3 separate regions of the Homo sapiens genome follow, and regions 1 and 3 are each linked to region 2. A link is a loop called in an ENCODE intact Hi-C map of the cell type or tissue named here. Cell type or tissue: Calu3. All regions are shown on one strand. Links, peaks and the distances in the headings refer to the core of each region. The heading gives the core; the rest is flanking DNA.

Region 1 (10,986 bases), core at 3,754-8,753, 130 kb before region 2:
GAGCCAACAGGTTGAATAATAATGCTTCCAACTGTGAGAATGAATACAGAAGATCACGTCTGCAGGAGGAAGATAATTCAGAGCTTCACCAATAGAGAGGAGAGTGATTTGGCACTCATGGGTTGAGGACTAGCCTGGACCTTGATTCACTTTTTCTGTGACCTTAAGCCAGTTCTTTTAGCTTTCCAGTAGCTATAAAGCAGAAGAAAACATCCACCGCCCTGTGAATAACTCCCCAAAGCCACTAGGCTCATAATATTGATCCTGGCCCAGTACACACTAATCAGTGTCATCTCTCCTCTTTATAGGCAACTTTATGAGCCCTCATTTCCCTGTGCACTCAGCTCTCTAGACTCAGAAACTATCTGCTGAAGCACTCCCAGTGCTTCCCCAGAGCCGTGTTGCCTGTGAAATCAAAACCGAGAGGGGAAGAAAAACCAGTCCGGGGGTATCAAGTTTCTCTGGGACCCACCATTCAATTCTCAGTATGCAAGAATTTTTAGAAACAGTCCAGTGTTTATTTTCATGGTTGCACTAAAGACCTCTGGAAATACCATAGATAACCACAGCACCAATAACTATTTAATTTATTACATTTGCACATGCTGATGGAAAGAAACAGATCTTGGCATAAAGACAACAACAAACAAATGTAAATTACAAATCAGACAGTCAAATTGGAAATTGAAGAAGACTCAAAATCTACCTTCGGTTTTTCCATTCCCATGTAGTATTATTAGATCCTTTTATGTTTTATTTCTGCTAATCTGATGTCTCTCTTCAATAAATGAGTTTTTCTTTTTTCTTCTTATGCATTCATTTTTCTTTTTTTTGAATAAGGCACTGGGGCTAGTCCTAGGGAATACAAAGATCAAATAAGGCCCTGCCTCTAGTTAAGTCATGTTTTAATATTGTGTCTTGTGCAAAGTTCAAGTCAAAACAAATTTTAGAAGACGAATTTAACCTATTAAATGTTGCAAAAACCTCATTTAAGCTTATGCTTTTTAGTGAGGAATTGGGAATAAACTAAGCTGAAAGTAGAAAAAAATCAAGTTCTATACCGTGTACCTTCATGATTATGCCATTTGGTCCCCAATTATCTCCCATATCCGTTTGTTTCCTCAAGCTGAAGCATCTTCATTAGGTCAAATGCATAAGTATAAATAACTAAACTGAAAGCCCACAGGTGACTTTTTCTTCCAAGTGGCACAGCTACAGTTTCCCTCCACCTGCTAATGAGTAGTCCCAGTAGGTTTTGCTCAACCCATGGACTTCTATTTGAAATCAGAAGAGTGAGGCCAGGAACAGTGGCCCACAACTGTAATTCCAGCACTTTGGGAGGCTGAGATGGGGAGATCACCTGAGGTCAGGAGTTCAAGACCAGCCTGACCAACATGGCGAAACCCTGCCTCTACTAAAAATACAAAAATTAGCCAGGTGTGGTGGCAGACGCCTATAATCCCAGCTACTTGGGAGGTTGAGGCAAGAGAATCACTTGAACCCAGGAGGTGGAGGTTGCAGTGACCGGAGATCGTGCCACTGCACTCCAGCCTGGGCAACAGAGCAAGACTCTGTCTCAAAAATAATACATAAATAAATAAATAAATAGTGAAACTAGTTCGTTTTCAGTTTCCCAAGACCTTAAACCTGGTCCACGTTACTATCTACTCTCACTTAGACCAACATCTAAACCATCTAATTAGTGTCTTACTTTCCTCTTGTTCCCTGCGTCCTATTCTCTACACTATAAACAAAGTAGTCTTTTGAAAGCACCATCTAATTTCATTAACTCAGTGCCTACAACGTATTGTGGCTCTTGGGGTAAATACCAGAATCCTTAACATGATGTTATACCCAGCAAGATCTACCTACTCCAACATCTCCATGTTTGGCTTATATTGTGCTTCTCTTTCCCCTATTATTTGTTCTCATAGCACCATATAGCTCTCTTTGAAACCCTTTGCAAGGTATAATTTTAGTTAATTACTTGATGACCCTCATTTGATAATAAACAGCAGGAGAGCAAAGACCATGTCTATTTTGGCTCATAATTATATTCCTGGTAGCTAGCTTAAAGACTTGCATACAAAAGGCTTTAACTATGTTTTCATTGCATGAATGAAGAAATACATAAATAAATGGTCAATTGTTTTCTCAACCACTAGGTACTGTTTTTAGTAGTCAGAAAACATATTTAAGGGATGAAAACTATGTCCATTTCTTACAATTCTACAATAAATACTACCTTCTAAATGTCATGGCCTTGGTGGGAAGTTATCAAGGGAGTCAGTAAAAGGATACATATTTCTACCTTTCCAGAAGAAAGAAGGGAGAGGAAAAACATAGTTATGATCCATTATCTCTGAAATTCTCTTCAATTGTCTAAATGTCCCAGTTGTTGAATGAATCTTTAACTCCCTAGAAAAGTACTGTGTGTTCACCGGGGCCTGTCAGAGGGTGGGGGGCAAGAAGATGGAGAGCATTAGGACAAACAACTAATGCATGCAGGGCTTAAAACCTAAATGACTGGTTGACAGGTGCAGCAAACCACCATGGCACATGTATAGCTATGTAACAAACCTGCACGTTCTGCACATGTATCCCAGAACTTAAACTTACAAAAAAAAAGTACTGTGTGTTTTATTTATAGAAAACATGAATTTTGAGGGTTTTTAAAAAATATATAGCCAATTATTTTACAAATGCTATAGAAAACATTCTTGTTTGTTTCAATTTTATTTACATACTGGCCCACCTTTTATAGCTCACTAGTTGTTAGACATTGGACCACAAAGATGGATAAGATATACCCAATGTTCTTGAAAAGATCTGAGCCCCACAAGGCATGATTGTCTCTTAAACAATACTAAGCAGTAAGAATTGCAATAGAAATGTGCATATGTCCCAAATGAGAAGGAACTGATATACCAGGAGAGTCTAGAAACTTATTTTGAGATTTATATGGTTAGTACATCCAAGAAGTTTATAACACTTGGCCATGCATAGTATATACCAAGTGAAAAAGAATGCCCTTTCTTCTGTGTGTGTAAATATTGTGTCCAATTAAAATTTTGTCTGAACAAGATCTTTCTTAACCTTTGATTCCTATGTAACTTCCATTGTCCTGAATTGTTTTCTTCATTTCTGATTTTTGACTCTTGTTACCAATTTTGTCTATGGCAGGGGTCCCCAGTCCCTGGGCCACAGACTGGTACTGGTCCATGGCCTGTTAGGAACCATGCTGCACAGCAGGAGGTGAGCAGCAGGTGAGCAAGCAAAGCTTCATCTGTGTTTACAGCCGCTCCCCATCACTCACATTACCACCTGTGCTCTGCCTCCTGTCAGATGAGAGGCGGCATTAGATTCCCATAGGAGGAAGAGTTCCTATTGTGAACTGCACATGCGAGGAATCTTGGTTGTGTACTCCTTATCAGAACCTAATGCCTGACAATCTGTCACTCCTCCCATCACCCCCAGATGGGACCGACTAGTTGGAGGAAAACAAATCCAAGTCTCCCACTGATTCTACATTATGGTGAGTTGTATAATTATTTCATTATATATTACAATGTAGTAATAATAGAAATAAAATGCACAATAAATGTAATGTGCTTGAATCATCACAAAACAAACCCCTCCTCCTTGGTTCATGGAAAAATTGTCTTCCACAAAACTGGTCCGTTGTGCCAAAAACTTTGGGGACCACCGGTCTAAGGCATTTTCCTTCAAGTAACCTCCCAGTAATCAACCTTGACTACGCTAACAACTTTGTCTCCTGCATCATGGACAGAACCAGTAAATAGACTCCTGACCAGCCCTGTATTTCATCTATCCCTCCAACCTAGGCAAGACCTGTACATGTATTTTATGTAAAGAGGGAGATAGATGTGAACACAAATAAACTTGCAACACCAGCAAAAGCAAACAGTATGGTGATATGAGAGGCCACATAGCATGTACTTGAGAGTATGTGTTCTCGAGTAAGAAGTCAGATGCTATCTCTTATTAGGTGGATGAAATGAAGCAACTTACTTAACCTCAATCATGAATGAGAATAATAATGATATCTATCTCATAAAGCAATAGCAAGTATTAAAGTAAAGAATTTAGGTAATATGCTTAATACAGTGCCTGGCACCTAAAGGACAAAAAATAAACAATAGGCATGAGAATGATTAACAAAGGAATTATAAAGATGTGTATAAAATGCTGCAGGAAACCAGATCAAGTTATGAGTGACTCTGCTTAAGAAGTTCACTGAAGGAGAGACATTTGAGCTAAACGTCAAAGAGTAGAGGGAAGCCAGGAGGGAGATTGGCAAAATGACATTCAGAGACAGGAAACATCACAAACTAAAAATAAATGGTAGATTTGAGGCTTAAGAGACTACAGAAAAAAATAAATGATAAGCTTGCTTGAATCAGGGGCTCAGCTCTGGATAACAGAGAAGAATCTAAACTAAATCTTGGAGATATTTCCTAGAACGGGTTTCAAGGTGATGGCATAAATTGTATTAAAGTCGTTTGTGTGTAAAGTATATGCCATTAACAGCCTTGACTTCACAATATGGAGTTGTTATTAAAAGCTCACTCTCTTCTTTGAAGACATTTATATGGAAACGCTAAGTGTTTTTACAATCATGATTATCAGCTACTTCTGTTGTTGAAAATTCCTCTTAACATTTTGCTGACCAAAGTGCACATTTTCAGGGTCAAACTATAAATTCAAAGATATAGGCCACGATTTCCTTGTTTACTCAGAGGCTACGTCTGGGCTCTGGAGAGACATTCTTCTAAACTCTCCCAAAAATATGCTTTTGGTCATCACATTCAAACAGAACATTCTTCTTGAATCTTACTATTTTATGTCAATGTCTGTCTCTGTCTCCCCACACCCCCTATGCTGGCCCTTCTCACTCTTTTTGTCAGTTCGAGCTCTTTCATGATTGGCACCCTCCCTGTGAGACTTTGAACAATTTGGTATTTTGCTTATGTTTGTTTTTAGCCTCACATATGCTATGAATCACCCAATACTTTCTGCTCCATTACTACCAAGCTGACGTTTGAAAAACACAGTTTGCTATTTTATTTTCCTCTTCCATTATTCATTCGGCCCCTCCAAATGTATTTTTTTTTTTACACATGAACCCAGCGCTAAAAATACGCATCAGTTGAAGGTTCTGCCAAAATACTTAGTGAATGAGTAATTCAACTTATCCAAGACCGAAAGAAGTATGGGGGTCCTCGGAAATGAATGAACCAATTTGTCTGAAACCTGACTTCATTAAGACATAAAAGTGTGACTATATGGGATATAAAGTCACTGAGTCAGTCTGACATTCAATGTAGACCTCATGTCAGCCTTCAGGAATTGACATCCTTCCCCAAATATTGCAGGTTCAGCCAATGTTCTTATTCACAGCACAAGCATAGTGTGACCCCTGTGTTCTTTTTTAAATTTCTTTATAGCTCTTCTCTTTATCTATGTTTGTTTATTTTCTTGTCTGTATCTCTCATATAGAATGTAATTCTCTGAAGGAAGAAATGACTTTCTGTGCTGTTTTCCCAGCACAAAATGAGTGCCTTGAACAGGGTAGGTGCTCAAATTTGTTGAATCAATTGTCCCCCAAAGTCCAATAAGCCCTAACTATTAATTCCTTTTTTAACTTGTATTATTCCTAAGAATAAAATAATAACAATGGTTATAATTCACGACTCCCTGCTACATGGCTAGAACTGTGCTAGCACACTAATAGAGCTATATAACATTATCCTGTGTCATCCCCACAGCTTCTCTGAGTGATCAATACTTGTACCTCATTTTGCAAATTTTGCAGACTATTGAAGCTCAGAGAGGTGAGGTAATTCATCCAAGGTCACATAGCCCAGAAGCAAAAGCTTAGGCCTTAAGTCTTGGACTGCTTTACCAGTTTATCATACTGCCACTGCTTGCCATCAAGTGCCATGTATCTTTGTCAAATAAGTCCTTTTTTGTTGAGTCTGGATTGGAGCTAAAGAAAGGAGTTGTCAGTGTGAGTGGTTTGCTTCCCCTCTTCTCATATGTTGCAGAGCGTTAGGGATGATTATTCACTCTCCTGCTTCTTGTCCCTCTGGCTACTTCAGTTCACCACACCCTTTGGGAAAAACAAAACAAAACTGACCTCTTTTCCAAAACTCATCCATCTTTCCCAGTTATATTTCTTTTCTTTCTTTTTTCTTTTTTTTTTTTGGAGATGGAGTTTCGCTCTTGTTGCCCAGGCTGGAGCACAGTGGTGCAGTCTCGGCTCACCACAGCCTCTGCCTTCCGGGTTCAAGCGATTCTCCTGCCTCAGCCTCCCGAGTAGCTGAGATTACAAGCACGCACCAACATGCCTGGTTAATTTTGTATTTTTAGTAGAGATGGGGTTTCTCCATGTTGGTCAGGCTGGCCTCGAACTACCGACCTCAGGTGATCCACCCACCTTGGCCTCCCTAAGTGCTGGGATTACAGGCATGAGCCACCGCGCCCAGCCTCCCAGTTATATTTCTAAGCAAATCTGGGGGGATTCAAGCTTCACAGTAAAGTCCTACCATCAAACTAGATCATAAGCTCCCCCTGCTCCTGAGGGATTTCACAGGCCACTGGAAGTGTGTGAACAACTGCATCAAAGGTGGCTGACTCTCCACAAAAAAAGCAAACCAGGGGAAGGACCGCCCTTGTATGCTCTTTGACGTTTTCCTTCTGGATCCAGTTCCATGCCTCTGCCTGGGACTTTTAAAGATCTCTGGCTTTATTTACTCTCTCCACTTCATCTAGTGAGCCTTGAGTCATAGCCACCAGCCATCCAGATAAGGCAACCACTTCTTTGTTCTTTCTTGCTTGCTTGCTTTTGTGCTTTCTTGCTTTCTTTCTTCTTTCTTTCTGTCTTACTTTCTGTCTCCCTTCCTTTCTGTTTTTATTTTATTTTATTTTATTTCTTTTCTTTTCTTTTTCTTTCTCTTCTTTTTTCTTAGATTTTACAATTCACTGAATTTCCCCTGCATTGATAGTTTATTTCCCAGCAATATAAACTCCAGATCATTATTCAAGTCTCAGTAAATATAACTTCCTCACAATACTTTCTGATTATCCAAAGCAGAATTAATGTCTCCATAAAAGTTTGCACAAACTCTACAATATCACTTACCACACAGAATAAATAGCTGTTTACCTGTCATCTACCCACTGTAGACTTCCAACACCCTGTGATCAGGGATTACATCACATTAATCTTTCTACTCCCCACTAATCATCTGCCATTTAGTAGATGTGCAATAAGTGTTGAGTGAGTTTTATGTCCACACAGGTTATTCATCCTCTGTTGGAACACTTCTAATGACAACTCACTATTTCAAGATCCAGTCATTTCTATTGTTGCACAGATATAATTATTATAAGGTCAAAGTTTTTTCTTACATTGGACTGATCTCAGTGTCTCTGACATTTCCTCTTTTGGTTCTGGTTTGGCCCTCTGGACCCACCCAGATGAAGTTGGCTCCTCGTTAGGGATTTAAAGACAGTAAACGTGCCCTCCCTAACTCTTCTCTCCTCCAAGTTAAACAGCCTGCTTGCCTCTAGTGAGGGCCTGCACATGAGGACCTGTAAATCTTAGCCATCCTGGTTCTTCTTCCCAGGATAACCTCTAATCATCAATATTCCTTTGAAAGAGGGTTCCCATGCCACATCCCAGACATGGAAGCAATACTGAGTACTATGGGATTCCACTAGGCTGGGCACTATACTTTTACAAATAACCTTAATAATATATTTTTGGGTATTCTGTCAGTTCTTTGGTCTTTTTTTTTTAACAGTGAGGAAATCAGATTTCTACTGAATCCTGCTACAATTAATTTTGTAACCTTAAAAGTAAAACTTTATATTTGTCAGTGTTAACAAATCTTATTTATTTGAGATTTGGGGGTATTTAGGTCTAGAAGACTGAACTCTGAATATAATAATAATTTTACAATTAGCAGATGCACTCTCCTCTTTGATAAGCCTATAAACAATTCATCTCTGTGTCCTGCCATCCCTCAATTGTTCCCTGGCTGTCTTCCCTACCCATAGTCACAAGGTGGTTGCAGCAGTTTAGGAGTCATAGTCAATGACAACAACAGCCTCCAGAGAAAAAAGAAACCAAGTCTTTGTTGGGACCCCTTTTAAGATAAGGAAAACCTTTGCCAGGAGCTCCCCCAGCAGACTTCACCTGATATCTCTGTGACCAGAAGTGTGACACATGCTCATGCTAGACCAGTCATTGGCAAGTAGAAGGAGGTTGCTGTTTTTGACTTAGATCAATCAGACCCAACTCCAAGCCAGGGATGCAGTCATTCTCCTCTGAAGTCCCTGGATTTGAGAAGGAATGTGGATCCCTGCATACAACTGGCATTTTGTTAACCAGGAAGAAGGAAAGAATGAAGGTTGGGTAGATGGCATAAGAGTCTGCTATAATTCCCCTGTCTCTTCTGATGTTAACTGCTCCTCGCCATCATAGCTTTGATCTCTCCAGCTTTCTAGGTCTGAGCTTCTGAGCTTTTCCTTCACTTATTTCATCACCACCTCCACTGGCTTCAATAAGTCACTAACTGGTTGGTTTTGCAAGGACCAGACTCATTTTAAAAGAATAACTTGATATTAGCTTTACAAAATAAACCATTTAATATTTACAAGTCATAAATCAAATACAGTTTCTTCCCAGAATCATTGTAGACCACCAGTCTACCAGCATTTATATCACCTAGTTACCACCTGGGCAGGGAGAAATTACTCAGTGATGTGATAAAGAGCGTAAGAGGAAAACACTGGCATGGATTCTTTACCACATTGATCATGCCTCGTCTGTGCTGAGGTGAGATCGCAACCCAACTTCTAGACTTCTCCAATTATCTGTGCCTCTTCCCAGAACCTGCCCCTCTGTCCTATTCCCCACATCTTCCACTTCCTCTGTCTGACACTAATTACCTTTTGGGTAACCATTTAAATATTGTGACCCCTTGTGGTGTTATATATATAAAAATGTTTTCATCCATAGTTTCTGGCTTATAACTCCAATAGTCCTCCTTATAATGTTGGGGCACTTTAGTCCTCAGGAGACAGAGTCTCTCTCTCTCTGACCTTCGCCTGTCCTTCTTTCACTTGCTCATGGCAGGACTCTAGTCTGATCATGGGTCAAAAGACTCTCATTCCAGAGAGAGTCCTGCCTCATACCCTAGAGGAAGGCATGCTACACAGAGGCCAAGAAAAGTCTGAACAGACAGGCCTTGCTGGGTTTAAATCATGTAGTTTTTGTCCAATGACATCTCTACACAGTTGCCAATCATGCCTATGTAATGAGACCTCCACAAAAACCCTGAAGGACAGGGTTTTGAGAGTTTCTGGACAGCTGAACCCATGAAGATTCCTAGAAGGTGTGTTCCCAGGGAGGACACAGAATTTCGGTACCACTCCTCCCATGCCTCACCCTGTGCATCTCTTCATCTGTATCCTGTATAAAATCCTCTATAATAAACCACTAAATGTGTTTCCCTGAGTTCTGTGAGCCACTCCAGCAAATTAATTGAACCCAAAGAGGTGTCATGGGAATCCCAACTTGAAGCTGGTTGGTCAGAAGTTCTGGAGGCTTGGACTTGGGTCTGAGGGTACGGGCGGCACTCTTGGGGACTGAGCCCCCAAACTGTGGGATCTGACACTATCTCCAGATAGATAGTGTTAGAACTGGTGTCCACTGCTTGGTGTGTGGGAAAAACTCCTACACTTTTGGACACAGAAATCTTCTTCTGTGTTGATGATTGTTGTGATGGTGAGAGAGTAAAGGGAAAACACAGTTTAAGAGAGTTTTTCCCTAAAACACCCATCTAGGCACAGCAAGTACTCTGCTTTGAGATTTCAGACCACAAGGCGACTGCATATTACAGTGCTTATCCCACTTTAAAGCTTGTTGCATTATCAGTCTCTTCTCTTAAGTCCCTAAATAAGCTCATGAGCAACAGGCACCATATCCATATTGCTCACCCTTGTACCCCTAGTGCTTAGCACACAGGTGAGAGTCACTGATCATTTTTTTTACTTAACAAGTAAATGACCAAATAGCATCTGTTAACATTACAGCACCACATTCTGTCTTACCCTCTGATAGGTTAACTATTTTTAACTATGCACCACAGAATATAACTTCTCAATGCTATGCCATGATTCGTTTGTGACTGGGGAGGGTGCAAGTCCAACTTTGTAACTGGCTCTTTTCTTGACTAGTGGGTCCGTATACCTGCCATCTTTATCACAACCTGCTCTGACTTGCTTCCATAGCTTTCAGCTGGGGCTGGGGCTGGGGCTGGGACTGAGAGAAGCCCATTGGGGTCCTGCAGGAACAGGGTTTCCCAAAGCATTCGGAAGCATTTATGTGCCATTGGCGGTACTTGCAATGATTTTAAGTAATACAATTCTCTTATTGATTTTCTGCTTATTTCTATGGTTAGCTTCTATTCGTGGCAATAAAACTTGTTTTCCATTTTCAGTAGTAATTTACTTTTTTCTTAGTTTCCTTTTTTTTTAAAAAAAGAGTTTTTAAGTAAGCTTTGTTTGTAATAGCCAAAAACTGAAAGCAATTCAAATGTCCATTGATAGGTAGACGGATAAACAAAGTGTGGTATATTCGCATTATATCCATATTAATGATAAGTTAATAAAAAGTAAAAAGGAATAAATAATCAATACATGCAACAACATGGATGAATTTCAAAACCACACTGAGTCAAAGAAGGCAGGCAAAAAAGAGTACAAGTACTTATATAAAATTCTAGAAAATGCAATCTAATATATAGGGACAAAAAGCAAATCATTGGTTGCTTGGGGATGGAGGTGAAGTGAGACATGCATTAAAAAGCAACGTAACAAAATTTAAGGGAGAAATTGATTTTTTTAACTCATTATCTTGATTGTGTCGATGGTTCCATGGGTAGAAATACATGT
Region 2 (10,986 bases), core at 2,529-7,528:
TTATGCATGAATATTCCTAGCAGCATAATTCATAAGATCTAAAAAGTAGAAACCACCTAAATGTCATCAACTGATGAAAAGATAAACAAAATGTGCGATATTTATATAAAGGAATCTTATCAATAAAGGAAATGAGGTACTGACACATCCTACAATATCAGTGAAACTTGAAAATATCATCCTAAGTGAAAAACGCCAGTCACAAAAGATCACATTTTGTATGATTCCATTTATGTGAACTGTACTAAATAGGCAAACCCATAGAGATAGAAAGTAGATTAGTGGTTGCCTGAGGTTGGAGCATGAAGTGGGTAACAGGAATACAGAGTGGCTGCTAATGGGTATAGGGTTTCTTCTGGGGATGATGAAAATGTTCTAAAATTGACTGTAGTGATGGTCGCACCACCCTATAAATATAATGAAAACCTTCCATTGAATTGTATATGTTAAATGGGTAATCTCATGGTATGTGACATATCTCAATAAAAGTATTAAAAATTATATGAACTAGAACTAGTGTCACAATCTTCTAATTTTCTGGAACTGCATTATTTTGTTTTGTTTCAGTTTTCACTCTCTTCAGAAAAGGCTCTGACATTGACTGCCTTTTCACCCCACACCCCATAAAAAGTATTACTTCCAAGATATGTATAGTATGAACAAAGATTAAGCCAGGTCTTCTCAGCTTTCTACATCTGCCTGCCCAGTCATAATCATCTTTCTAATGAGCCCCAAGGCCCTGTAGTGTCCTGTGAATTATTTAAGGAAGATTAAAATATTTCCATTCTACTGTACTTCTAAGCCTTGCACAAGCCCCCTCTGCAAAAATGTATATAAACAGAAAGCTTGAAATATATTTTGTTAAACTAAGTAGAACAACAAAAACAGTAACAACAGGACCAACCATTTCTCAAGAATACTAGTTATGTATTTTTTTTTTCCTACAGTGGCAGCAGCATCATTTAGGCAGACTTAGCAGTGTTAGGAATTTAGGTTGCACAAAAGTCACTTTCTTAGGAGCATTACTAAACAATAGGCTATTGCACAAACAAGTAAGTTTTCCATCTGTGGACATCTTTTTTTCTTTTTAGCTTCTTTAAAGATTTTTGTCCATTAATTTCAAACTATAGTAGCCTTAGTCTTCCCAAAAAGTAACAGGGCTAATGAGATTTCTTACAATCCCCCTCCATTCCTGTTATCTATAATATTTAATGGTTTCCCTTCAACTCTATCAGTGCTTGCAATTCCTCCTCTGTTTTACTGTTGTTCATTTTCAGCTTAATAACCACCTCATTCTATGCATCATCTCTCTGAAAATTTCGGGGAATAGCTGTGTAAGAGAAATGCACTCTTTGAATTTAGAACAGTACATTGTGTGTATACTTTTATATTATGTTCCATTTGTGCTGCTCCAATGGCATTGGCTGAACTCAGTAGCAAACTGAAATGACTGCAATGTTTTCCATTTGGAAAGAACAGCTTATTTAGCAGGTACATAATGGTATTTATTTTCTTTACTATTAGACATAGCTTGGAGTCTTTACCCCCCAAACCAGTTCTGGACATCAGTTTACCAAGTTGGAGCTATTTGTCATACCCAAGAAAATTAATAACCTCAAAATTGTTAAGTATCTTCTTAACCCTGAAGAACTGATGAACTTATCAGAAGAGCCCTGTCCTTACCAAAATTTTATAGGACTACTACTTTTAGCAGCAATTACAGCTGGAAGTAATAATAACAGCTAAAATTTTTTAAACTCTTACAATGGACCCACCACTGTTTAAAGCTAGATGTAGATATAGATACAGATAATTAATTTACTTAATCTCCACAGTGGCCCTGTGAGACAGGTATTCTTATTATTTCTATTTTACAGATAAGGAAATTGAGGTACAGAGAGATTAAAAGAAACTTGCCCAAGATTATGCAACTTGTAAATGGCAGAATTGGGGGTTTAAACCCAGGAATTTAGTTCCCAAGTCACTATGCTATGTTGTTTGATAGGAGGAGCTTAATAAACCTACTTGAGTGAACAAGTAGAGGTTATAGAGCAACAAAAGAAATTCATGACAGCAAAATTGCATCTACTCATCTCCACCCATTCTTTCCAGCCACATCCCTCCAGGAAGCCTCCCGGGATTACTAGAATGGAGAGGACATTGTTCTGTCCCTCCTTCCTACTCTTTTTCACCTCCTCCTAGATGTGGAGAGACCTTTATAGTAAATGTGTTTACAGAAATATGTACTTGCAAAGCAAGCCAGTTCCCAAGAAATCAAACATCCGTGCGCAAATGCACCAGGTCAGTCTGGTCTTTGACTCATTATGACCATAAGAATAACACAAGAGGATTCTGGTAAAGCAGATGTGGGTACCAGAAATGCAGGAAGGCTGTGCACGATGGCTCACACCTGTAATCCCAGCACTTTGGGAGGTCAAGGCAATGGATCACCTGAGGTCAGGAGTTCAAGACCAGCCTGACCAACATGGTGAAACCCAATCTCTACTAAAAATACAAAAATTAGCCAAGTGTCATGGCGCTTGCCTGTAATCCCAGCTACTTAGGATGCTAAGGCAGGAGAATCACTTGAACCTGGCAGGCAAAGGATGCAGTGAGCTGAGATTGTGCCATTGCACATGGATGGAGCGAAACTGTCTCAAAAGAAAAAAAAATGCTTCAAGAATAGCTATTTGGAACCCAGAGTTCTGATACTAGGCCTCAGTCTTATCTGTTCTTAGCTCTTGCTTGAGAAAAAGATTGCATGATTAAAATTAGTCTTCAACTACTTTGAAACCCTCTCTTTGGTTCCTTGCTGGTTAGTCAAACAGATTAACCAGGCTACTCTTTCTCAGTTTCCAAACCAGAAGTCAGCACTTCAGGGCAAAACATTTGACACATCCGAAACTCTTTTTAGTAGTGACAGCATTCTTTGTTCACTGAACATAGCTAGCTCAGTCATTCATTCAAAATTATCAGTAGACATACGACAGCTGCACGTCCTGACATAATGGCTGTACCAACACTTTTTTTTAAAGTGAGAAGGAGTTAAACTGAGGTAACTGAGATCATATGACAGGAACAAAACCCCAGCAACCTTGCCTCACCTGTTGGGAAATCTCAGCTAAGCCTGGATTTGAGCCACATATTCAAAGGGCCAAATATGCAGCTCTACCTACATTAGCTCATTTAATCTTCCCAACAATCCTGTTAAATTATCATATTATACTCATTAAAGAGAAGGAAAATAGAGCCAAGATTTGCACCCAGGTCATTTGCACTCTAAAATCCTCATTTTAACCATTACAACTCTCCTACTTCAACGTACACCTAAGCCTAAAGACAGAACCTTGGCAAAAGTACCATTTTTCGAACCAATTCAATTCATTTCAATGATGTTCTCAGTAGGATTTTATAGGCAGTAGAAACCCAAAGTCCATTTCTCTCAAAAGCCTGATTTTCTTCCAATCTTTCCTCTGGGAATAAAGTATCATTTCTAGAACACCTCAATTTAATGTAGATAAAGGATAACAACTTGTAGACAATAACAAGTTTAAATGTAGAAGGCAATAACACATTATTTTATATTTTTGTATGGTTGTTTTATTATACCTCTTTTGCCACATTACACTTGGGTAATACATTTTGGTTGTTGATGTTCCAATGTTGCATAATATATCAGGTTTCAAAATCTTTTTAGCAATATTATTTCATTTGATCATAGTTACAACCTTGTGAGGTAGGCAGATAGGAGACTATTATTCAAGTTATACAGTATGAAAACTGAAGCATTGTATTCCCAGTGCAGCGTGGCTGCTAAGAAGTTGAGTGGTTACTGGAATCCATGTCTGTTGAATTCCCAGATCAATGTTCATGTCACTGTTCCACACTGCTTCTTGTAAATCCAATGATACCCATTTTCATACAAGCATAGGTTTGCTTATCACCTATCTCTCCTACAGCTTTCAGAGATCCTGTGCAGGTCACTTTTGACAGGTGAATAATGAAAAGGTCTAGTATATTGGAAACCACAATGTGACCTAAAAGAAGAAAAGTGTTGCAAGTACAAGGACATTCATAATATTTTGCAATAGCAAAAATTTAGAAAATAACCCATCAACAAGAAAACAGATTAATAATGAAGCATTTATACAATGAAATACACAGCAGTGAAAACAAATAACCTCTAGCTAAATACAACAGCATGAATGAATCATGAATCACACACAGTTTGAAAGAAGTCAATATCAGAAGGATACATATAGTATAATGCTTGTACAAACTATAGAAATATGCAAAACAATAAGTTTACATATATGTGTAGTGAAAGTATTAAGAAATGCATGGAAATAGTAGTCACCAAATTCAGACCACTAGTTGCCTCTAGAGAGCAGAATGTGATCAAAGAGGACTAAGTAGGGACTTAAACTTGTATCAATATTGTTTTCATTCTTAATCTGTAGTCAATATGTGGGGGTTTGTAATATTTTTATTTACACATTTGTGTTTGTCTTAAATATTTTACAATACCTTTTTTTTTTTTTTTTTTTTTTGAGATGGAGTCTCACTCTGTGGTCCAGGCTGGAGTGCAGTGGCGCAATTTCAGCTCATTGCAACCTCCGCCTCCCGGGTTCCAATTCTCTTGCCTCAGCGTCCCGAGTAGCTAGGACTACAGATGTGTGCCACCATGCCCAGCTAATTTTTGTATTTTTAGTAGAGATGGGGTTTCACTGCTGGCCAGGCTGGTCTTGAACTCCTGACCTTGTGATGACCTTGTGATCTGCCTGCCTCAGCCTCCCAAAGCGCTGGGATTACAGGCGTGAACCACTGCCTTTGTCTACAATACCTTTTTAAAAAGAAAATGACAAAGGCAACCATTCATTCTGCAAACATTGACTAAAGGCAAGCAACATGCCAGACATTGTGACTGGGTGTTGAAATGTTGCAGTGAACCCTCTGATGCACTGGAGAAGATGGAAGAAGTGTGTTTAGTACTAGAAAGCATAGGGAGCTGTGGAAGTGTGTGCCAAGGAGTCCTAATGTAGTTCAGGTGACTTAGGAAAGCCTCCAAGAGACAATGAAGCTTAAGCTGAGACTGGAGAACGAAAAGTTGTACTTATCAGCAAAGAAAGGAACAGTTCAGATTGATCCCATTCAAAATTTCCGTGTCTGAAACTAAACATTAGCGCAAGGAAGGCAGAAAGGACAAGCCAGATCACACACCACAGGATCTCCTGTCCATTCCTTGCTAACATTTAGACTTCATTATGCACTGCCTGTAGCTCACATGGTGCCACATGCCAGCAAGTACCAAGTAGGGTGGGAAGGGGAGTGAAGGGAAGTGGGTATTCAAAAACATTTCAGTGACTTCACATTCTCCTGAGATCCAGAACAGTTCCCATATTCTCTCCTAATACAGAAGCAATTTCAGACACTGAGCATAGGGAGGCAGGGTATGAGTGTGAGCTGGCTGAGCCTTTCCCTCCCATTCCTGTGAAGGAATTACTCTGGCAGATTTCCACATTGTAGGTATTTTACCATTTGTCATAGGCAAGTTACACAACTCAGTTAGTGATTAAATTACCAACAGAGCTGCTATTTGAGTAAGGAAGGTTCAAGGTTGTTTCTTGCTCCTGCACTTTGTTTTAAATGCAATTGGATTAATTCTTTCTTAACCTCCTTGTTTAGAGGAAGAAAACAAAAATCCTGTCTGGTCTCCAATAGATAGGGTAAAAAGCGGCATTTTAACTAACTCATCAACCACTAGGATCCCTGTGTCTAACCTTGGTCCTTTGTTTAGATTTATAAAGTATGAGATCATTGTCAGTTTCATTTATCTCTGTTATTAAATGTACTGGGCCTCCTTCAAATGACATTATATCTCCTTATCTGATTCAAATAAATGTCTTACTCATGGCTAGAATGTAGATGGTGAAATCTCATTGTTAACTCAATAATTGAAATAATCTCATTGTTTTGCTTTCCTAATAGAATCTTAAATTGATTGCTCATGCCTGGAATTTCACTTAGTTTCACCAAACTTTTCTTAAAACTGCTGCTCTTATGCATTCTTTTTGTCTCAATGTTTCTACAAGGATGGAGCATTCTTGCTCTAAAGATAAATGCTTTTAACTAGCATTTCTCTTGGTCTGTTTATCTTATAAAAAATAAAAGTAATCACTCAATATTTGTGTTTGTTTCTATTAGTTATGATTAAATATACTGGTGGTATAGTTGCTAAAGGCACAGGCTGTAAAATAAGCACTAGGTTTGGATCCAAGCTCTGTGACCTTATAGTGACTTAACCACTGTTTTCTCATTTATACAATTGAGATAATAATGGCTATCCCATAAGAGTGTTGTGGGAATTCATAGAGATTATTTTGGGTATGTTACCTAAGCTGGGTGGCTCGTAGTAACCATTCAGATTTTAGCAAATAAAATACTGTACTCTGTATTCAGCTTGACTAGAAATGTGGTTTATCACTTAAAGGTTTGAATTGACCTTCTGAATTGTGACTCGTGAAAGGGATTTTCTTCCTGTCTTATACCATTCTGTACTTAGAGTGTTTGCATCTGAATCGTTAGTATTCCCTATCTTATGTATATAAACTATCCTCTAAATTAATTTTGTTTGATTTGGTTTTATTTTCCTGGTGATTTTCCCAGCTGCCCCAACTGCGACTCTTGGTATAGAAGAGGCAGTAGACTGCACTTCACCTTCTTCAGGTGAATGTCCCAAACAGAGCATTTGAGGTCCCCAGCTACAGCAGTCAGTGCTGCCTGGTAACTAAAAGCAGCAGCCTGCATGGCTGGAGGGAGTCAAGATAATGGAATTGGATTGTCACCCACAGTCAGCCTGAAACAACCATGGCTACCACCCCAAGTCCCATGCACTTTCTTGCATTTGGGGCTCTACACATACCCTTCCCTCTGCCTGGAACAATCTTTCCTACACTTCCCCCTTAATAAGATAATTACTACTCATTTATCAAGTCTCAACTTATATGTCATCTCTCTAAGAATTTATTCTCTGACCCACAGACTTAGTGGGAATCTCTATCATGTACCCCCACGACATTCTCAAATTATCCCTATTATGTGCAAGCAGTCCTTGTGCTATGGATTGAATGTGTCCCCCAAAGTTCATGTGTTGGAAACTTAATCTCGTATGTGACAGTGCTGGCAAGTGGGACCTAATGGGAGGTGATTAGGTCATGATCATTATCACTGGAGCAGGTTAGTTATCATGGGAGAGAGTCTGTTATAAAAACAAGTTGAGCTCCTTCTTGCTCTCTTGTGCTCACCCTCTCTTGCCCATCTGCCTTCTACATAAGATAATGTAGCACAAAGGCCCTTGTCAGATGCTGGGACCATGTTCTTGGACTTCCCACCCTCCAGAACCATCAGCCAAGTAAATGTCTCTTCATTATGAATTACTCTGTCTGTGGCATTCTGTTATGGCAGCATAAAACAGAGTAAAACACTTTGCTTTACACAGTTCCACTATGCATGAACTTCAATGACCACAATTTAGTTAAATAGCACCAGCCCTTCAACAACACAGTTCAAATTTCAGTAACCATGATATATGAACTATAAACTGTGAGCTGCTTGCTCTTTGGTCCACAAATCACTTCTTAACAGATTCACATCATGATCAGTAACCAATCACATCACTTCTTCCAAACCGATCACATCACTTCTTCCACTGTGCATTTGTTATTCAGTTGACACACAAAGAGCAAATCAAGTGGTTGTGTTGCTTCCTTGTCTCCCAGTAATAAACCCATGTGACAGTTTACAAACATGAATAATCAAAACTGGAAATTAGCTGAAAAAGATGAAAGTACTCCAAAAAATGAAAAGTGATAACCTGGAAGTCAAATTCGAATCAAATGTAAGTGAAGTTATAGAAGAAGTAACTGATTATGGCATGTTGACATCCTTTACCATTGCATCTACTCTAGATATGCAGTCAGAGAAACTTAGCAAAGTGGCTGTGACAAAAAGGATAAAGATGTCCCAGAGAAAGTGATGCCGGCCAACCATTTCACCTTGAAAGAACTCTCAGAGATATTTCACATCAACATACAAAGAACAAAGGAGAAAATATTAGAAACTGATCCATACTTAGAAAGGAATATGACAATTTACTGCTACATAGAAAACATGTTTGCTCCATGTTGTAAGATATATGATGATAAGAGAAGGCGAGCAGGCATTGTTCAGACTACTTTGGATGAGTGTTTTACACTAATTCTCAGTGTTTCTAATGTTTTCAATTATCATGCACTAAGTAAATAATAGTTTTATTACATTTTTCATTTCCCTATATATTTATCACTGGCAGTTTTTAAAGGTCATGGAACAGTCATAATTTTTCCTATTTATGATGATGATTACTTTGCGCAGTTTCAGCTTGCATGGTAATATTTGTGGTCCTGCACCACATGCAAAGTAAGGACTGCCTATATATTGAGCATCAATTCTACGTCTGGTACATCATAGTAACTTACTACACGCTCACAAGAATATAAGTTTAGGTTTGGGTGAATGAATGAATGAATTCTAAGTGGGCTTCACCTATATTCAAATACTAGGAATGAAGGAAGATATTTTCTTCCTTTCCCAGCCACTGTGATTTGCTGTAGTTCTTCCTCTAGCTTGATGCTTGGCCCATATCCCAAAGAGTAGACCTGGTCTGTGCTCACATTAACTCTATAATTCTAATAATATCCCTGAAGCTGGGATTCAGCTCCCCAACCAGCAGGTCAGTACAGCAACTTGCAACTGGCTCCACCAGGCCCAGGCCCAGTCTCAGCTGCTCACAGCCACAGCCACTGCTATCTATGCTCAACTGATTGTGGAGCTGAGTTTATGATTCAGTACTTCCAGTCTTAAACTATGGTCGTGGGGCATAGGAATACCTTAAATAAGTGAAATTTATTAAGTAAGTTTATTATAATATAAACTTTAGTCTGGTCAATAACTTACATCCTCTTATATCTTTACAAGAACTGTTAATAAATATACAGATTTCATACTCATTTCTTTACACTAAAGAGTAGTCAAACAGCCAAAATGTCAACATTGCTATGACAGCACTTCAATGTCCATAAATGTAATCTTAGCATAGCTGAAAATATAACTCTTCTGGTACTTTCTCTGTACTTTTATCATTGTAATCCTGTTAGAAATACAACTGGGAAGAGACAGAATATAAAAGGGACAATGTTCCCACAGCTTTTGGATGTCAGATAGGCAATGTCATTAAGTCATTTCCAGGAAATACCATGAACCAGCTTATTTATGTTTCTTTTTCTCCCAAGGTTCTTCTCTGAGAATGTTTTTAAAATCAAATTAACCTCTTTCCAAAGGCCTTTAATACTTCCTTATTCCATGGATTTATTAAAATCTTCTTCCAAATATGTTGCCCAGGGGGTGGTTGAGAGTTCCATTCCTTCCTTCATTTATTTGGCAAACATTTGCTGAACACCTACTCTGTTCCCAGCTCTGTGCTTGGCACTGAGATCAATGTTGAGAGTCAGACACATGTGCCTTTCTGGGCCTTGTAGACTAATGGCAGAAACAGGCAATAAATAGATGAATAAATAACAGAACCTGGAATTAAGCTCATGCCACATGCTATGAGGGGAACAAACAGGGTGAAGGGAAGGAGTTTGGGCCATAATCCAGAGAGACACAATCCCGAATGCCCAAATCTCACATGTTGAAATCCCAGAAGATCAAAATCTTTAAGTCTAAAATCCCAAAATCACAATCCCGAAAGATCAAAATTCTAAAAACATAATTCTGGAAAAAATAATTTAAAAAAATTTAAGACATCTATTTATATTAGGGGATTTATTTTAGAAACATAAACCCACAATCAAACACTCATAGTCCCCTTCACAGAATAAAATAGGCAATAATAACATATTTTTGCAAGCATAAACACTCAGGTATACTAATGACAGTCACATGAGCATAACAGTTATGAGAAGATGAACCATATTCACAAATAAATAGGTCAAAAAGCAAAATGTATAAATGCCTATCACTATGGTTGGTAATTGTGTGCACCTAGCTTTTAACTGTGGTCATCTGAAATACCATGACCGACACCTTAAGGCTTTTGACAAGATTTGTCAAACATTACAACAGATCACTACCAAATAGGCAATCTCCTGAAGAGCTGAGATCTCAAGAATTTTTTTCTTTCACAAATTTAGATAGATGTACAAAAAGGACATCTCTTTATTGATTGAAGAAGTTTTGATGTTTTTACATTGACAAGGAGGGAAGCTGATGGTCTAACTCTCAGTTCCAGGCCAAAAGCCTCAGGACCCTGTGTAGATTCTAGAGACTAACAGCTGCTGAGCCTGCAGTTCTGATGTCTAAGGCAGGAGAGGAAAAGTGTGCCAGCTCTCAGAGGAGACCAACTCACCTTCTGTGTTGGTTCTCTCTGGGTTCCTGACTGATTAGATGGTGCCCACCAACACTGAGGGCAGATCTTCCCCACTTAATCCACTCAGACTCACACACTAACCTCTGGAAACACCCTCACAGACACATCCAAAATAATGCTTTACCAGGTTTCCACATATCCCTTAATCCATCCAAGTTGACAAGTAAAACTAAGTCCACTAGTCTACCTTTTGTCAACTTGGCACCCACAGATATCTCCTTAAGCCATACTTGATTTGCAAGTAAAGACGATTTCTTGTCTTTTATCGTTCTGCCAACATATTGCAACAAACAAAAGGCAACTATGCTGTATACGATCAAAAATGCACAGCTGCCTTCCTCAGAACTCGGCTTGCAGGATTTTAATCTTTCAGAATTGTGATTTTCAGGATTTTAGACTTTAGAAATTTGGATCTTTTGGGATTTCAACATTCGGGGTTCTGGCATTTGGAATTGTGTCTTTTAGAATTATGATGAGCACCAGAAGGGAGGGAGGATAGTAGGAAAGGCCTTCTTCAG
Region 3 (10,986 bases), core at 2,789-7,788, 160 kb before region 2:
TTGAGAACATTTGTTTTCAGATAGGTGATGGTATTCCTGTGCAATTCATAATAAAAGTGAAGTTCAGAAATGTTGCAAATTACCCAAGTTCACATAAGGTCACACAAATTTAGTAGCAAAGCTGTTTGTGCCTCTTAGTTCAGGTCAATTCCAAACCACTGAAGTATAAAAACCCCATAACAATGAAAACTATAATATTTACTTAAGACCATAGAATGAGGAATCATGCATTCATTTTCTTGACTGGAGCCCTAAGAATGGAAGGAAACAGTATCAGAAAAGAGGTGAAAGCAGTGTGTTTGCAAAATCAGACAAAAGCCGAAAGGACAGAAGGAGAGGAGGGAAAAACATTTTCCCACAGAAGAGGAAACAACTTGGTCAAGTGTAAATCTGCTAATGCTTCATACCCATAAGCTTAAAACAAGTCAAAAACCTCTGATTAGATCTCCCTAGTCCTTAGCTGGACCAGATGACAGGATTTGAAAGATGTGTGATGTACCTGGATATTACGAGGATTGGGGACAACACTTTGTACTTCCTCAGAGTTGGCTTCATGTGTGAGCTCCAGTCTTGCACAGAAACTGCTTCAAATCTGCAACAAAAGTTCACATTTGCTGAGAGTGAAAATATTCTGTCAAGGTGAAGGGATAAGCCTCAGAACTCAGGGAGTTTGCTTTGGAATTTGCCAATTTTATCCTTGGATCATACCAAAGAAGAAAAAATAAATGTGGGTGAAGAAGAGGGAAATTCTTCCTTGCTAAGAAGACAGAAATAGCTTGAGCTAATTATATTAACCTAAAAAAGTAGGAGAAAATTAACGAGAAATAAGAATCTTAACTCTGGAAATAGCCTCTCTTCTGTGCTATTGAAATCCTGTACCCTTTGGTGGAACAAGCTCAGGTCAGAAGCTAACCTGCCAAAACGAAATTCTAGAAATAGGGAATGCTTTCAGGCATCTTGAGTCCAGCTAAGTATATTCCAGCATTTTTCCAAACTTTTGGGTTCAGTAAAACATGATTCCAATTTCGCCTCAGGCCTTTACTTTTGGGAAACTGTATGTATTTTTGAACAAATTCAATTTAGATGTTTCTTATTTTCCTGCCCTTTAACTCATTAGAATGTTATTTTGTAGGAGTCATTTGTTTGGGAAGCAATCCGATTCTTTTGGAAAAACTTTGAAAGCCTTTGTTGTTGGGATAATAAGCAAAATGTTGCCTGTTTTTGAATCTATACATTCAAAGTGAACAGGAAAATTATGGAAATTATCTAAATCAAGGATTCTTATAATGTGGTCCCCAGACCAGTGGCATCATCATCACCTGAACACAAGGCCCTGACATCCACAAGGGCCTCATAGTTGGTTCAATGCTATAACCACATTGAAATTCCTGTAACTTGATATTGGTAGGTAAAGTTCAATGAGATACTGGGACATTCATGGGACACATGGTGAATGAGTGTGAGCAGAGATATATGCAATATGTGTACCTGCAGTTCTTGCTGCCCCATTTACAGATAACATTTACAACGGCCCATGAGCACAGAATTTCAGTGGCCCCATATGCATGAGATTCAGAGTATAAAGTAAGCGTGTCACTTCAATAACTGAATAAACGGGGGCAGAAAGGGAACTGGAGGGGTTACTGACAGCCCAGAGAAGTCACATTTTTCATTTGAACCAGAACTTTGCTTGAACCCAAAAAGAAAGCATTCTAAGAAACATGAACCACCAAAGAAGCCTATCATATTCTTTCTAACTTGTGTATTAGCCACTGCTTACACTCAAAGAAGGAAATCCTTAATCCTTGACTAAGGCAACTTATGGTTCCTCGTCCTGTCAGTATTTCCTTACCCATCAGTAAATGAATGGAAGCCAACTTTTCTGGAATGTGTCCACATCAAGGAGTGAAACAAAAACAGCAGAATCAGTTATATGGCACAGCTCTACTCTTCCATTAAGAATGGAATACATCTGTATGTACGAGCTATTAAGGATGAATTGCATACTTTCAGTGACTCCTCAGACAAGTTAAATGCTCTTGAAAATTGACGTTGTATAATCTACAGATGAATAATACAATTCTTGTTAATAATTTACTATTTTTTTCTTAGGACATTAAACAAAAACAAATAAAAATGTCATGACTGGTTGAAAGAGATCATGGAAAATAGGAAACAGTTTTTATCTTTTATTATCTTATTTAATGAAAACTTTTCCTGCTTTTTGAATAAGGGACCCGCATCTTCAGAGTGTGTGTGTGTGCACGCGTGCGCACATGTGGGTGTGTGTGTGTGCATGTATGTGTGTGTGCGTGTTTGTGTGTGTGTGTGTGCAAGCTCTGGGTCCCACAAATTAGGTAGCTCTGACCAAGAAATTAATATAACATGCAAATTCTTGAGCTCATGCTCAGATTTAAGAACCATTGGCCAGATTATTTCAGCTGGAGAACCCCATGACTCTATTTATCCAGAAGTTTCAGGTCTGATTAAGTAACCTTATTTCTTTTACCTACTCTATGAAAACAACTCCAATAAGAGGCAGGACGGAGCACCACTCCACTGCCTTCAGACCTGGCCTCTAAATATCTATTGCCATTGCTTGTGAGCCTCTGCTGTGGACTCAGCGCATCTGTGTCCACCCCAAGGCAGCCATGCAACCATGGGCAGGATTCTCAACCTCTCTGATCCTGTTTTCTCAGCTGCAAAATGGAGGTATTAATGCCTGCCTCTTGGGGTAGTTAGAGGAATGAAATCAGCTGATACATGTAAAATATTTAGCACAATGTCTGGCACATAGTAAATACTCAAGGAAAAGCATATTACGATTAAATTATTAGTAGTCATTATTATCTATGTTCCTTATTGCTAGTCCTGTTAGCTTCTTCTTAGACAAATCTCTTAGGCATCACCCTTGCATAGCTCTCCCGGGTTCCTCGCTCTGCCTCAGGTTGGGATGTAAAATACAGAAGAAAAACCCAAGAGTAGAACCTTACTTTTCCTTTTACTTGCAGAGGGGACAGAAAGAGAAACAAAACAGGTTCTTTCATATTCTTGATTAGGCATTTTCTTGCCTAAAAGTGGTATGTTCTGCCTTCCTAAATAATTTTGCTTTATTTTAAATCTAAAGTATACAAGGAAGTCCCTATCACCCTTGACTTGATATTGTGTAGTAAAGAGAGTTCATAATAGCTAACAGCCTGAACTTTGGAGAGGGAACCACCTGTATCCTGACTGCCACTCGCTGGCCGAGTGATCACAGGCCAGCAACAGACCAGTGTTGGATCAGTTTCTTCAAATGAACAAAAACAACCCACTTTATAATATAGTGGAGAGGACTAAGTGAAAGAAAGTATGTTATTCTTCAAGCACAATGACTTGATTTTTGACCAGATTCCTATAAGCTGGAGCCCAGAAAGGTCTCAGGTAGGGATCTCTGGATAATATTTTGCCTGGAAGAACATTCCAGCCAATAGCACGCTATGAAACTTCTATAATGATTCATTACTGGTCAGCACGTTCTTCCAACACTCAGCACATGTTCCTATCCTGACATTTCCTGCTCTTTTCATGGCTCAATTTCTGGAATCTAATAAAAATGATACTGTAGTAACCATGGTGGGAGTAACGGCTGCCTGAGTAGCAGTAGCAGCGGATATTTGAGAACTTATAATGCCAAAGGGACTGTGCTAAGATCCTTTTATGTATCCCATTTAGTCCTCACAAGCCTACAAGGTAGTTATTATTATCCCCATTTCACAAGAAACTAAAACACAGGAAGTATTTTAAGTTTTAAGGTCATATAACTAATCAGTGGATGTCCCCACCCTTTCCTAGCCCGGTCCCACTGGCCCTCATGCTACATCTCGTCGTTAGAGAAATCCCCATAATCAAGTGTTGCAGTAAATACCCAAGTAGTGACAGGGGACCGAGGAGTGTCCATCTGCCCTTTCCCCCCTGAGCATAAGAGCAGGAAGTTGTGGAGAAAGTAGAAAGTCCTCACTGTTTCATCAGCAGCCACTGTGCCATCTGGACTCATCACTAAATCTTCCTCTTAAGGGGAAAATCCTTAAAACATCAATACCCATTGAACAATGAGTATAAAGTTTCATTTATACAAGATGAAGAGGTTCTAGAGACCTGCTGTACAGCACAGTGCCTATAGTTCACACTATTGTATTGTGCACTTGAACATGCAGATCTCAAGTTAGGGGTTCTTTCCACAAAAGCAGGGAAGGGACAGGAAGAAACTTTTGGAGGTGATGGATATGTTTCCTTCTTTGATTGTGGTGATTCTTTCACAGGTATATGCATGTGTTCAAAACCATCAGATTCTATACATTAAGTATAAACAGTTTTTATATAATCATTATACTTCAGTAAAGCTGTTAGATTTTTTAAACCATAAATAAAACTAATAAGGTCTCTCATGTGAAAACAGGGGAAGAATATTTGACATGAAGCCACTATGTGAACTGTCTGAAATCTCATGTCTGCTACTCAACTACCCTACCAGAGTCAGACTCCCAGGATCCATAGAGAGCTTTCTGCCTCCTCCTTCAAATATTCAAGGATGTATCTCTAGACTTCGAGCTTCTCCACATCTACATTTCAGCCCAGGCACAGACCCTAGCTCATGAGATATGTCCACTATATACCATTAATAGATTAATTAATCCATCTATGAGCTATGGCCCTCATTCTACCCAGCAAAAGTAATGGAGGCCTATGTTTGACTTGGGAAGGAAACCACGTCTCTCCCCCTAAACACAGGAATACAGCTGGGGACAATAGGGAGGAAATGTAACTAATTTATTTCACAAGCATTGCCAGGTACTGCCCTCAGCACCTGGGTAACAGTGATTGGTGGGGACAATATTGGGGCTAAATAGAGTGGTAGCCATGAGCCTTGACTGGAGGCAAGAAGAGCTTGATTTGAATCAAAAATCTACAAATTGCTACTCTAGAAACTTTAGGAGAGGTTCTCAACAGCTCTGTGCCTCAGTTTCCTCATCTGTAAGCAGAAATAATAGTAGCACCTACCTCATAGAGTTCTTGGGGATTAAATAAGATAAAGCACATGAATTATTTAGCACAATGCTCAGCATATGGTAACAATAAATGTTACATGCTACATGACCACAATACAATGATCCCTGCCCACAGAGCAGATGTTAGCACAGTTTTTTTCTATAAAGGGTCAGACAGTAACTGTCTTATGCTTCGCAGTCCACGTATGGTCTCTGTCACAACAACTCAACTCTGCCATTATAGCACAAAAGTAACTACAGATGATACAGAATTGAATCTTGTAGTGTTTTTAACATGTCATGAAATCTCATTCTCCTTTTTTTTCCAATCATTTAAAAATGTAAAAGCCATTCTTAATTCACCGACTCCCCTCTCCCCAAAACAAGACAACAGGCTGGATTTGGCTTGTGGGCCATCACTTCTGTCACGGGGGAGCAACGACTGTCTAGGCCAGTGGCACATGGGTAAAAGAATTTCCTAAGACAGTTGTACATAAAGAAAGGCAGATTTATTAGAGAAAGTATGAAAATACGTTGTGAGATGGCAATGGGCAAATCAGCAGAAGAGGAGCTGACTGCAAGGAAACAGAGGCTTGCTGGAGATTTTATTGAATTGTGTTTATGGTGTATGCTGAAGAGGGCTTTGTGCAGTACTGATAATGCCAAGGTTGCAGTGAGCTAACTTGCAGATGTCTGGTGATAAGATGGGCACAGGAGGGCTGCGTGTCCTGGATCATGGAGAAAGGCAAATTTATGGCTTATCTGCTTTCTCTTTTTCCTTTCTCCTGGTCCCACCAGCCTGACTCCTTTTCCCTAATTAGGACTCCACAGTTTCTGACCCCTGGTCTGGAGCGGAAATTGGAAAATATACAAGCTGTTGCAGTATGATGTGTTTGTTCAAAGTGCAGAGAAGGGAGGGGTTTGTTCAGCCTGGCAGTGGAGAGGAGGAAGAACAACAACACCTCCATAAAAGAGAAAACACTTGAACTGGGCTTTTGAGAGTCAGTAGGAGTTCAACAGATGATACTGATAAAAGAAGGAGTCTGGGTGTGGTGGTTCACTCCTGTAATCCCAGCACTTTGGGAGGCCGAGGTGGGTGGATCATGAGGTCAGGAGTTCAAGACCAGCCTGACCAACATGGTGAAACCCCATCTCTACTAAAAATACAAAAATTAGCTGGGCGTGGTGGCATACACCTGTAATCCCAGCTACTTGGGAGGCTGAGGCAGGAGAATTGCTTGAACCCAGGAGGCAGAGGTTGCAGTGAACAGAGATCACACCACTGCACTCCAGCTTGGGTGACAGAGCAAGACTCCATCTCAGAAAAAAAAAAAAGAGAGAGAGAAGGAAACAACCATTAGAAAAAGAATGAGCAAAGGGGAGAAAAAAACAGTCTCTGCTTACTGAAAATGCATTTTTAAAATAGATTTTAAGAAATACATTCTTTGTTATCTCTGGTAATCTCATTATGAAAAGTGGCCAAGTCTTTTGTCAACAAAATCATTTCTCTGTATTTTTTTAACCCAGATATACAATGGATTAGCTTAAAGAAAATGGGGATTATTTGCAATTAGTTTTAAACTCAGATGCCTGGAATCCAAAAATGTATTATTTAAAGATATTTTTAATATAGAATAACTAGAACTTGTTTAATGATTCCATATTGAACCTTTAAAAATGTCTTTTTAGTTCTACAAAACAAATCTATGCCTTTTCAACCTATTTAGCATCTGAGGCACAGAAGACTACAGAAAGTAAGTTGGAAAATACATTTTGGACTTGTCATATTCTTTTATTCAACAAGCATGTATTGAGCACCCACTGGGCACCAGGCACTTAGGAGGATGCTGAGTGTGCACACGGACGTGCAAAGGCACATCATCTACCCTCACAATGAAATAAAGGAACACTTAGCAGCATATTAAAGCAGGTCCAAGGCATTTGGACAAAAGGGAAGAAGTTCTACCAAACTCATTGTAGATCATTATGGGAAGCTCGTACTTTCCGCCAGAGGCATTTCTTCTGTACTCTTTACTCCACTTATACTCCAGGTGTTCCAATCATCTGAAAAAAATGAACAATGCAATGCTGAGGTATGAACAAATGCCCTTATACCTACAACTATATAAATATACCAAAGTAGGGAAGGAGGTTGGGAGGGCTGGGGTGGGCTATTTCAGACCAGTGGTTACCCTCCAGTGTTGCTTTGAAATCCATTCCAAGGCAACTAGAGCTATTAAAAAGCAAGCAATTCTTACCTTATCATGCCTGCAAGAGGAAAGACTTTGCTCTCATCACTGAGAACTGGTTTTCTGAAATTAAATAACAATCCAAGACCAGTATGTCTAGCAGGGTGTTGGAGATCAATACTCCAAGGCAAGTGAAAGGCAACTAGAAAAGAAGGTGGTCCACAGGCTGGAACCCCAAAAATACAAGAGTGGAAGGAAACTAATGACTGATGGTATAAGTTACCTGTCCTTTCAAATGCATGGACACCCAATAGTGTTCCCACAGAGAGAACACCTTCACCACCCTTTCTCTGGCAACCAAACCAAGGGTTTGCTTTTTCATTGATCTTTCCCCAAATTAAGCCAGCATTAGAAAGAACCTAGAGAAAAGGGTGCAAACAGAGTTGTTTTCTCCATTGGCCTCTCTGTCTCATACCTTTCACTTAACAATTTTCATGGCTGCTCAGCAAGCCACTCAAGAACTGCACTTCCCCATGGCAAAGACACCACAATACAGCAATTAATTTCTCTGATTCAATATGTTTACCTATGAGTCAGTTGAGTGAGAGTATCCCATAAGGGAAGAAGAGAACATTCAATCTTTTTTTTTTAATATTAGCTCTGAAAAGTTTTATTACCAAGAATCTGGACAAGCAATACTAAACGAAAATAATAATCAAATCCAAAGCAGCTCCATTTGTCATAGAAACATATCTGATGCAAGGGCCTGGTCAGGAAGAAAAATAATTCATAGAAAAGAAGGCCAAGAGGCTCCAAGATCTTAAGAACCTGTGTTTTATATCAAGAAGCGTTTTTGCTTTCTTCATTTTAATTTATACTTAGTGGAAATTGTTCAATGATATTAATTCTCTGTTTATTTTAGGAGAAAGGGAGTTTATAATAGTTATCGCAAGATTCAGATAAATCTGCCCTGTTACCTCCCTAACCCAATTCACTGTCATCTCTACCCAGACTCCAGTAATGGCCTGCCCAAGACCCCTCCCTGCCCCTAAAATGCCATCTCCTGATTCTCCCCACATCTTGCTCAATCTCAACTGTCAGTTCTCAGATTAAATGCTGCTTCCTCAGAGAAACTATTGCTAGCTACTGTGCCCACCACTTACTGTCTCTCTCATTGGATTTATTTCCCAATTGCTTTCATGACACATAATATGATCTTCTTAATCTGGCTTATTTGAGGGGAGAATCATATCTGCCTTATTTACTGCTGTGTCCCTAGCACCTAGCACTTAGCGTTTGGCCCCTGAATAAATAAAACCGTGATATGATCAGCCAAGCACTAGGCTTAATCATTTTTAATTTTTTTGTTTAATCTTACAAAAATCCTCTGATAAAGGAGCTACTACCCTCACTTGCTAAACAAGGGACCAAATGCATAGATAAGGTCACCTGGCTTGTAGGTTAAAAATTGGGATTTTCACTTAGGTCTCTCTGACTCAAAAATCACTTATATTTCTACCAAATCATGTTGCCTTTTAAATAGGAAATTTTTCTCATAAAAATGAAGGTTTTGAACTTTTTTAATATCCAAAGACTTTGGATCCTGACCTACAGAGCTTCATGTTTTTAGACCAAAGTTCCTACAATACTCAATTGAATAAAGACATTTAAATTATAGGCTTCTCATTGCTTGTGAAATTGATTTAACACTCTTAACCTTCCATCCACATACATGCCAGCCGAAAACTACCAAGAGGAATTTTTCATACTAGTTAATAAATGTTCATTGCTCAGCCAGATAATGACTATGATTGACATTCCATTTATAATTGCTTATGAATTGACCTCTTATACATAAATCAAGACTATAGCCTATGCAAGTATAATTTATAGGACTGTTTTAGTTTAGGCATACATAATCTTCGGGAGGCATATGCACAGCATAAGCCTTCCCAATATAAACAGAATGATACATATATATGTGTTGCATATGTATGTATAATTATATATATCCCACATACACACATATATTATTTTATATATAGCTATAAAAAAACTCTCTCACTGGAAAACTAAACATCGTCAAAATGTATTGCCAAAAAATACAATCAACCCATTTATTCATTAAATTCTTATTTATGTGTGTTTTCTTATCTAGTTATTTGCAGTAGTGTGTTTGCCAGGGCATGACTGTAATTTACTTCCATTCCATCAGAGATCCATGATCCATAATATCCTCACCTATGTGAAGCCACATTGAATGGTATTAAATAAAGCCTAAAGTGTGGGACCCAAGCCACAGAGGGTACACAAGATAATCTATGTGGTAGACTCCATGGGGTAATGGAAGTTACAAGGAGAACCATTTTAAAATCAGTCTGCACATCAGAGTGGAGCCAGTCCCAGGCTGCAGAGAACAACATTTCACTGTATTTATTTATATGGTTACCTTCTTTTTGTGGCAAATAATATCAGTTTTTCATGTATGACAGTAATATTTAGTTTCCTTTTTGGCTGTGTATATGTAAAGAAAAATATGTCAATTTAAAAAATATTTTGTAAATAATTGTACAAATGGTATGCAGAATGGCAAAAATTATGCAAGTTATATGCAAATGACTGATGGATAAAGGTCTGGGAGTCAGAGTTTACCACTTAATAACTGAGTAAACTTGAGTAAGTTACTCAGCCTCACTTAAAAATAGCCCCAGCAACATCAGGGCTTTTGTCTGTTTAAAGGGGAAATATGCCAGATGAAACATAGCCGATGCCTAATACATGATCTTTGTAATAATAATAACTGCCTTTATTACTATTAACTACCATTAGTGAGACGGTGTTTGTGAAGCATGAAGCACAGAACCTAGCCTATCATAGATGCTCAGCAAATATGGATTATCAAGATAGCTGCCCTCCCAATGGATCTGTAAACACAAGTATGATTCATGACTCAGTGTTAGCTGATATTTATCTAAGGTGTGAATGGCATGTGGCGTATTTTAAAATGTGAACTTAAAGATTGTTGTGAATGATTGGTATGACATACAGAATTCTAAGTAAATAGTGAAACAACCTTACTGTATCAGCAGTGTCTGGGAGGAATGGGGACAAAAAAAAAAAACCCAAAAGTTCTGTATACAGAAAGCAGCTTCCTGTCATATAGAGCACATTCTCTAATGTCTACTGTGAAGAAATGGGCTAAATATTAATTATCTGTCAGTGTGGAGTTATAAACTTAAAGGTTGAAACTGCATCTTCAAGAGATTTCTAAAGTCCTTTTCTAGACAGAATTATATATCAGGAAATTCAACCACAAATCCAAAACAAATTGAAATGCTTCTCAGGAAAAAAAAATATAAGTTAAGATGGGCATCCTGAGATGACTAAGAAAATAGACCCTGGTCTTATATAGAAGCATGGTAAATGGTTCTATTTATAGGATCCCATCTCAATACCCTTATGAGGACAACAAGAGGAGACAAATGGAGTTAGAAATTTGCTGGCTTAAAGGAAAACTGGTGAATCAAGGAAATGCGAATTTACCAAGACAGAGACCATTCCTAGAGAAAAAACAAAACAAAAAAAAGAAACCGCTAGGCGTGTTTGAAGCTTGGCTGAATATGGACATAATAGCAAGTCTGACTCTAAAACTGATCAACATTCTGCCAGTCTTGTTTTATTTAACTTGCATGTGATTTGGGGAGGTGAGGGGAATGGGGCTGGAGCATTTCAAGCAAATCTCAGACATTGTGTCACCTATAATGACATAA

What was found. A loop is a pair of places that touch in the nucleus more often than their neighbours do. Peaks named below come from ENCODE experiments on the same cell type or tissue, not always from the same donor. Only the 100,000 strongest peaks of a DNase experiment are listed, where the experiment ranks them.
Region 1: a loop joins it to region 2, with 2.3 times the contacts of the local background. A loop is called at or near these places in 2 of 110 quality-filtered maps.
Region 3: a loop joins it to region 2, with 1.9 times the contacts of the local background. A loop is called at or near these places in 3 of 110 quality-filtered maps.

What each region holds. Positions count from the first base shown.
Region 1 is chr5:143,631,176-143,642,161 of GRCh38, reverse strand. No RefSeq gene overlaps it. Among named protein-coding and RNA genes, the nearest start is that of MIR5197, 43 kb to the left of the region's middle. In Calu3, for the core only: no CTCF peak of the experiment used is centred there; a DNase peak (open chromatin) is centred at 6,761.
Region 2 is chr5:143,501,940-143,512,925 of GRCh38, reverse strand. No RefSeq gene overlaps it. Among named protein-coding and RNA genes, the nearest start is that of NR3C1, 100 kb to the right of the region's middle. RefSeq lists an enhancer at 5,408-5,702. In Calu3, for the core only: no CTCF peak of the experiment used is centred there; a DNase peak (open chromatin) is centred at 5,445.
Region 3 is chr5:143,659,000-143,669,985 of GRCh38, reverse strand. LOC105378210 (a long non-coding RNA gene) reads right to left here and starts at 7,093. Exons shown (of 3, transcript XR_944377.3): 1 at 7,029-7,093; 2 at 500-592. In Calu3, for the core only: no CTCF peak of the experiment used is centred there; no DNase peak of the experiment used is centred there.